Regions from separate parts of the Homo sapiens genome. Here region 1 is linked to region 2. Evidence: chromatin contacts called from ENCODE Hi-C or POLR2A ChIA-PET data. All regions are on one chromosome and are shown on one strand. The core of a region is the stretch at or near the end of the contact, and the rest is flanking DNA. Distances in the headings are between cores, read along the strand shown.

Evidence for each region. Hi-C counts contacts between places; a loop is a spot of excess contacts on that map. ChIA-PET counts read pairs that join two places held with the same protein, here RNA polymerase II (POLR2A). Pooled maps may share reads with other maps.
Region 1: a loop to region 2 is called in a pooled map, with 4 times the contacts of the local background. The contact joins two enhancer-like sites. A Hi-C loop is called at or near these places in 2 of 50 pooled maps. POLR2A ChIA-PET finds 5 or more read pairs at or near these places in 2 of 52 experiments (HepG2 and activated CD4-positive, alpha-beta memory T cell).

The regions. Positions count from the first base shown.
Region 1 is chr20:37,334,687-37,338,855 of GRCh38, forward strand. LOC105372606 (a long non-coding RNA gene) reads right to left here. Exons shown (of 2, transcript XR_936699.2): 2 at 2,754-3,247. Among named protein-coding and RNA genes, the nearest start is that of SRC, 9.4 kb to the right of the region's middle. RefSeq lists an enhancer at 1,634-2,133. Within about 2 kb of position 2,010, at least 15 of the 41 ENCODE cell types and tissues checked have a DNase peak (open chromatin) inside an H3K27ac peak, as active enhancers do.
Region 2 is chr20:37,988,599-37,992,475 of GRCh38, forward strand. All of the region lies in intron 7 of TTI1 (TELO2 interacting protein 1), which reads right to left. Among named protein-coding and RNA genes, the nearest start is that of TTI1, 43 kb to the right of the region's middle. RefSeq lists an enhancer at 1,987-2,066. Within about 2 kb of position 2,098, at least 24 of the 41 ENCODE cell types and tissues checked have a DNase peak (open chromatin) inside an H3K27ac peak, as active enhancers do.

The sequences.
Region 1 (4,169 bases), core at 760-3,259, 650 kb before region 2:
TGGCGCTCATCTCTAGTCCCAGCTACTCTGGAGGCTGAGGTGGGAGGATTCCTCGAGCCCAGGAGTTTGAGGCTGCAGTGAGTTGTGATGATGCCACTGCACTCCAGCCTGGGTGACAGAATGAGACCTCCTGTGTCTAAAAAACACATAAATACATAAAACTAACTTAAGCTATTTTCTATTGCCTGAGCAACATTAGCTCACTGTAGAAAACTTAAAAAATGCCCAGGCGCAGTGGCTCACACCTGTAATCCCAGCACTTTGGGAGGCCGAGGCGGGTGGATCACCTGAGGTCAGGAGTTCGAGACCAACCTGACCAACATGGCAAAACCCCATCTCTATTAAAAATACAAAAATTAGCCAGGTGTGGTGGCGCATGTCTGTAATCCCAGCTAGCTGGGAGGCTGAGGCAGGAGAATGGCTTGAACCTGGGAGGCAGAGGTTGCAGTGAGCCGAGATAGCGCCACTGCATTCCAGCCTGGGTGACAAAAGCAAAACTGTCTCAAAAAAAAAAAAAAAAAAAGAGAGAGAGAAGAAAACGTAAAAAATAAAGACAAGCATAAAAGAAAAAATTATTAAGCTCATCGGTGATCCCCCACCCCCAGGGCAACTGCTAGTATCATGGAAGTGTTTATTCCATTTTTCCTGTGCCCACTTTTTTAAAAGACAGAAATAGTTACATCATTAATGCTATAATATTTTAATTTACTAATATGACATGAACTCTTTCCATGTCAAAACATATGAATCTTTAGCTGGGCGTGGTGGTGTGCGCCTGTAGTCCCCGCTATTCAGAGGCTGAGGTGGGAGGATCTCTTGAGCCCCGGAGGTTGAGGCTGCAGCGAGTCGTGATTGTGCCATTGCACTCCAGCCTAGGCAACAGAACAAGACCTTTTCTCAAAAGAACTAAAAAAGAAAATAAAAGTTATGTGGATCTACATTATTAATTTTAAGGCCGTCATAATTATCTACTTTATTAATGGACTTGTCCGGCTGCACCAGAAATGATAATAATATGCATTCACTGGGTATCTAGCATGTGTGTCATTACACAGCCATATGAGGTGTGTACAAGTATCCCCGTTTTACCAATGAGAGAAGTGAGAGTCGGGGGTTAATGACCTCCAAGGCCACACAGCTACCGAGGCAGGATTCAAACCCAGGTCTGCTCTTAACCGTGATGTTCAGCCACCCGGCAGGTCCCTCCCACTGACCCCTATATTTGTTTCTGCAAAAAAATTCTGATGAGTCAGAGCCCCGTGTGTGCATTTTACCAGTTCCACTTGGAGGGAAACTTTATTTGCAGGGCATTACATTGGGGCAGGAAGGGTTGGGGGAGCAGACATCACCATCCCTCCAGCCTGCCCCCTGGACATCGCACTGCTTCCCTTAGCAGCTATGGAAACCACTCCGACCAGAGAGGGGAAGGGACTTGCCCAAGGCCACACTGTTCAGAGGCTGCACAGGACTGCAGTCCTGGCTTCCGATTTCCCACTGGGGTGTGGATGAAGCATGCGGGACACACGAGACATAGGGATTAGAGGCTCCAGGTCCAAAGGGCAGGGACGGTGCCAGTCTTGGTCACTCACTGCTCACTTGTCTGTCCCCAGCTCCAGCACAGGAGCTGACATGCAGGCCTGAATGGATAAAGACGATAAGGAAGGCAAGACTGGGAGGGATCTCTGTGGAAGACTTCCAGGAGGGGCCGGGGTTGGGCCAAAGGGGAGTGGGGCTTGGACCAGCAGAGAGGAGATGGTGGTACTGCGTGGGCAGGTGTGTGGAGGAGGGAGGAAACCTGGCCTGCTGAGGAGAGAAATGGGTCTGGGAGCAGGCCAGCCAGCCAGAGGGGATGAGTCTGGGCGTGGCCAGAGCAGACCAAGGAGGCTCCAGGCTCCGCCTCTGGGGCAGCCCCACTCCCCCACCAGCCCCCCGTCCCCCAGCCCCACCACAGAGCCCTGCCTGGGTAATTCCTGAACAGGAACAGAAGGAGGAAGCTGTACAAGTGACACTCAGCTGGTGAGTGGGAGGCAGGGTTTGGTTTCCTTTCCAGATGAGCCCTGGGTTTGTTCAGCCCTGGTGCGTGCCCCCACCCCTGCCCCTCCCCTGCTGTCTGTGGCCTTGGCTCAGGCACTGGTGAATCTCAGAGGCCAGGCAGGCCAGAAAGGAGCCATCCAGGCCAGGAAATGGGGAGGTCCTGTTGCGTGGGAATCCCCTGGGAGGGTGGCTTGACGTGTCCCCTTCTCTCTCGGACCAGACTGTGAGAACTGAAAGCTGGGACCGCAGCTTTCACATCCTTCCGGTGTGGCAAAGTCCTTTCCATCCTTCAGGACCCAATCTATTTTATTTTTTTACTTTGGAGATGGGATCTTGCTTTGCTGCCCAGGCTGCAGTGTAGTGGCACAATCATGGCTCACTGCAGCCTCAAACTCCTGGGCTCAAGTGATCCTCCTGCCTCAACCTCCTGAGTAGCTGGAGTACAGGCACACCTACCATGCCTGGCTAATTTTTAATCATTTTTGTAGATACGGGGCCTCGCTGTGTTGCCCAGGCTGGTCTCAAACTCCTGGGCTCAAGTGATCCTCCTGCCTCACCCTCCCAAAATGTTGGGATTACAGGCGTGAGCCATTGCACCCAGCAGAGACTCAATCTAAATGTCCCTCGTTTGGTAAACTCTCCGAGAATCCCCTATCAAGGCAAACTGACAAATGCTCCCCACCCCCGAACTCCTGTAGCACTCAGAACACACTTAAAAATAAAAAGAATCACTGTTTATTGGGTGTCCACAATGCACAGGGTCTCACATTTCACCTCCTTGTTGTACCTCTCAGCATCACTGACAGTTGGCACCATCCTTAGTTCCATTTTACTGAGCAGCTCAGTGGGGCACAGGGAGGTTGCAGGGTTGCAGGCAGTGGGGCTGGGTCTCCTGGATACCAAAGTGTGTCGCTCTCTGGCCCTCCTGCTCATAGTGTTTCAGGGTCTGTTTCCTCTTCTGGCTTGGAGCCTTCAAAGGGCAGAGTCTGTGTCCCTGGAGACCTGGCCTTGGGGAGGTGTTGACCCATGGACAAATCTTTGAACCTCCCCACCAGCCTTCACCATGATGAGGACCTAGGCTGGTGCCTTGTATACAGTAGGCTGTTACTGAATTCTTGTGACATTGAGAAAGCTTGATCTTAGTCCAGGCTCTGTCATAAACTTGCAGTTTGAGTTTGGGCAAGTCACTTCTATTCTCTGGTCCTAAGTTTCCCTGGGTTTAGAAGGAAATGTTTACAGACAAGTGTCTTAACTTCCTCCCTGTCCGAAAATTCAGTCCTTTGCTCTAGAACATGGCACATACCCCACACTCAATTTCCCTTATTATTATTGTTATATTAAGTTTTTTTTTTCTCAAGTGGGCTTGCTAGGGAATCCCTGATTATTAATATCCATGATAGTATAGTATGTTACAATTAACGAACCAATATTGATACATTATTATTAACTAAAGTCCATATTTGCTATGGAGTTCCTTAGTTTTTCCCTAATGCCTAATGTCCCCTTTTTTTTTTTTTTTTTTTTTTGAGACAGTGTCTCGATCTGTCACCTAGGCTGGAGTGCAGTGGCATGATCTCGGCTCACTGCAACCTCCACCTCCTGGGTTCCAGCTATTTTCCTGCCTTAGCCTCCTGGGTAGCTGGGATTACAGGCATGCACCGCCAAGCCTGGCTAATTTTTGTATTTTTAGCAGAGATGGGGTTTCACCGTATTGGCCAGGCTGTTCTCGAACTCCTGATTTCAGGTGTTCCACCTGCTTTGGCCTCCCAAAGTGCTGGGATTCCAGGCATGAGCCACTGCGCCTGGCACCTATGTCCTTTTTCTGTCCCAGGATCATGTCTCCTCTTGGCTTTGATAGTTTCTCGGACTTTTCTTTTTTTGATGACCCTGACAGTTTTGAGGAATACTAGTTAGGTGTTCTGTTTTTTGTTTTTCGTGTTTTTTTTTTTTGTTGTTGTTGTTTGTTTGTTTTTTGAGATGGAGTCTTGCTCTGTTGCCAGGCCAGAGTACAGTGGCGTAATCTCAGCTCATTGCAACCTCCACCTCCCGGGTTCAAGCAATTCTCCTGCCTCAGCCTCTCGAGTAGCTGGGACTACAGGCATGTGCCACCACGCCCAGCTAATTTTTGTATTTTT
Region 2 (3,877 bases), core at 848-3,347:
TGGATTTATAAAATGCTCTCATGAGCCATCAGGGTAAATGCCAGTGGTAAAGAACATGTGGCTTTGTGATCTGTTTGTTTGCTTACTTATTTGGGGCTTCTAAAGAAGTTACTCAGAAATGTCTCCTTAGGAACACGATACAGGCTCTCTCTATGTGGGCATGGTTAAATGCAGTGGGAAAGTAAGCTCACTTGTGGGAAAGCAGGCATACTCACTAAGTTATTTTGGTGTTCCCGTTGTTCCCTCTCTGGCAGCACAGCCTCCACACTCTCCTCCTCTCTGGCCATCTCTTCTCCCATCACTCTGTGCATGCTGATGCTGCAAAGGAGGCTGTGTGTTTCCTTTTAAACAAATGGATGCTCAGGGTGTTGATGCGTCCTAGCCAGCAAGCAGTGGGGCTATGTTTCTATACTTGGTAATTTACTCTAATGGGTCTCAGTTCATTGGTTAACCAGTATTTCAAGCCTGTCCTTTCTTGCTATTCAATTTAGCTATCTTCCCCTGCACGGAGGTCGTTTTTTATTTCTAAATGTTGGAAATGGAGGATTATGACTTGAAGCAACGATTTACTCTCCAAATAAATACTACCAATTACCTTTGCAGCTATACATGCTCGTTTGACTTAACTATGTTTACCTGTTCAAAACCATTCATCTATCGATCTAACGCCAACATGCATACTCACACAGAGACCCATATCAAAAATATTTAAATGCAACATGGGCAGGACTTAAAACCGTAAACACCAGTAGAAGCAAATGATGCTAACCATACCTCTGAAGTGCCACAAGATAAAGTATCATAAATGCAGAGGAATGATTCCATTGCTTTGTGCATATTTAAAAGGATATGGCGCTGAGAGGTCCAATCTGTTATAGACAATTCAAAAATAAGCCAGAATCTAGGAGGGTTTACATCCCACTGGGGCGAGATTTAAAAGCAGCCCTTTCCATCTGGCCAGTTCTCCTGCCTCCAGGAACCCTGCAAGCCTAGATCCCACGACAGTGTATTGGGCACAGATTTCAAAGTGGCATTCTGTGCTGAGCACTATGAGGGCTGACTCGGACCTTTCCCCCAGCTGGCTGCACTCTCGGGCCACATTGTTTCCTGCCCCTCCCTGGAAGGTATGTACCCTTGAAGATAAAGACATCTTCATAGCAGCCTAGGTAGGCTTGCCCACCTCCTGCCTGAACTGTTTTCCTGTAACCTGTGCTCTGGCACTAAGCCAGCAGCCTCCACTCACGGATGCCTTCAGAAACAGCTCTAGGAAATGTCCTTCTGTATTTACTGCAAGGACGTTGAGGATATTAGTCACAACAGTACCCAGTGTTCTTTTAAGATGACCCACAGAGAAATTTTCCTCAAGCGTCAGTAATAAGGAAAGCCATGCTTCTTTCTGAAAAGCTTTCTTTCCTTTTCTTTTTAAAAACTCTTATTCAGGTACTTCCTGTACCATTTTCCTCTTTGCTGTCTGTCAGGAAGCACAGAGCCACTCTGAAAGCTCCTCTCTAGCAAGGGTGCAGGGCTCTAACTGTATTGTCTATATTAACCTCAACTCGGTCTCATCTTGTTTTTGCTGTTATTTTTCCATTTAAAAAATTTCTTCACTTCCTTCCTTTTTTCTTTGTTGCAAACAATTTATAAGATGTTCCAAGTCATTTTCGGAATAAGAAGAAATTTAAATAATGATTCACAACTACTATTTAGTGACTTTTACTCTGTGGTGGTATTTTGTGCTACCTGACTTTACTGAATCCTTGTCGTCATTGTAGTAGGTGAAATAAGCAAAATAACATACATGCTTTTTTCGGTCTTATAGATGAGAAAACAGAGACTTTGAGAAGTGAATTAATTTGCCAAGGTTATCTTGTTATTGAACAACAATGTGAGGCCTTGGTAGTTATCTCTGAAAATCTTCAACTCTCAACACAGCACTTGGCTCATCATAAGAGACCCAATAAAAATCTTTTAAAATACATCTATACAATAAGACAAATAGAGATCATCTCCCTGGCTACTTTATTTACTCAGTACTGAGACAACATTTACTTCCACGCCTCTGAGGTGTTCGAGAGGGATGACAGAGCCTGCAGAATGAGGAAATGACTACCCTGTGGTCGACCACAGCCTCTGATGACCAAAACCCACTTTGTGCAGGCGGTGCTGCGACCAGGCTCGATCTGTCATCGAGAACATTCTGCTCCCAACCTGGCACGGCATGCACTGTGCACACACACCCCACGCTTGGCTTTCCTACCGGGTGGTAAGATGGTTGACCCTGGCAGGTTATCAGTGACATGACAACACCAAGGAAGAAGGGACAGAATTGGCAGCACTGAATTTAAGTAGATTTAAGTAGCCCAGAGGTCCCTGCCTTCAGTTCTGAAACCCAGCAACCCACTTTGTTTGTAATCTGCCTGCCAGATGTCTCTTATCTTTGACACCATGAAATCAGGCCTATATATGCACAGTGAACAGCTCCAGATCTGAGTGTATTTTTAGAACAATGGGACTCAAAAAGAAAACCAGCAATGCCTGTCAAAAGATGGATAATAGGAAAGCTAACTACTTGGGTTTGGATTTGTCAACTATTAATCAAGTGTCAAAAGGAAAAAATATTAGGTGTGTCCTCATTTCCATGCTGGGTGCAATCCAAGGGGGAACAGCTTTGCAGTCCAAGCTCAGCCAAACTGCCCACACCATTTAAGGGGATGAGCTACTAATTTCAAGCTCAGCTGAACTAATGGATCACCTCTGTGGCTCCTCATCCGTTCAAATATAATAGGCTCATGTGTGGGTAAAGAGAGGAGTTGGGGCTCTGACAGGGATGAAATGAATGAGCCTGTGCCGGTCTGTGTTCGTCCAGGGTTTGAAGGCACCAGCTGGTTCTTTGATGGGATGGGATCCTACTGCTAGAAAGAGAGCAGGGAAGTCAGTCTGTAAATGAACCTTCAAACCCGGTCCTGACTTCTGCAAACAGTGGTGGCACAATTAACATGAAAAAGATCCTTTTGAGGTGAAATCCCCAGTTCAGATTTTAGTAAGGATGAAGCAGGCTTACAACTAGAAATTCTGTGGCCAGTGTCTATGTGTATGAGTAACATACACATCATGTATAACATATTTGGGAAATTTACATACATGTACCCCACATAGGTGTGTACACAGATGTAAATATACCTTCAGAACATAAGCAGAGGGTAGAGGCCCCTATCTTGTTCCCTCTAATTCCAGTCCCTAGAACAGTACCTGGAGACTCCTTGGACATACTAACGTGATTCATCCACAAGCACCCTATGAGAATGGAGTTTTCATCACCCCCAGTTTACAGAGGAAGAAAATGAAATGAAGCTAAATCATTTGCTCAAGGTCACATGGCCAGTAAGATCTGAACCTCGGTTTGTCCAAAGCAAGACTGCTACTTTTTCTCTCACACACAATGGCGAGGCAGAGGGAGCTGGAATGGCAACCTCCCCAGCGCCCCATCAGGGGCTACAGCAATAACAGCATCCAGGACTTGCGTGGCCAGAAGGTACACCAGCTGGTCACCACCTGCTGGCACCCTGCATCCCTATCTGGGCTCTGGGGTTAGCAGGTGGGAGTAGGACTGGGGGTGGAGGCCAAGCATCCTAAAAGCTTTATTTTTCTATTATGAGACTTGTTGGGCACTGACTTCATCTTCTTCTTTTTTTTTTGAAACAGGGTCTCACTCTGTTGCCCAGGCTGGAGTGCAGTGGTGTGATCACGGCTCACTATGGCCTTAACCTTCCAAGGCTCAGGTGATCCTCCTGCCTCAGCTTCCCAAGTAGCTGGGACAACAGGTGCACACCACCACGCCTGGCTAATTTTTATATGTTCAGTAGAGACAGGGTTTCGC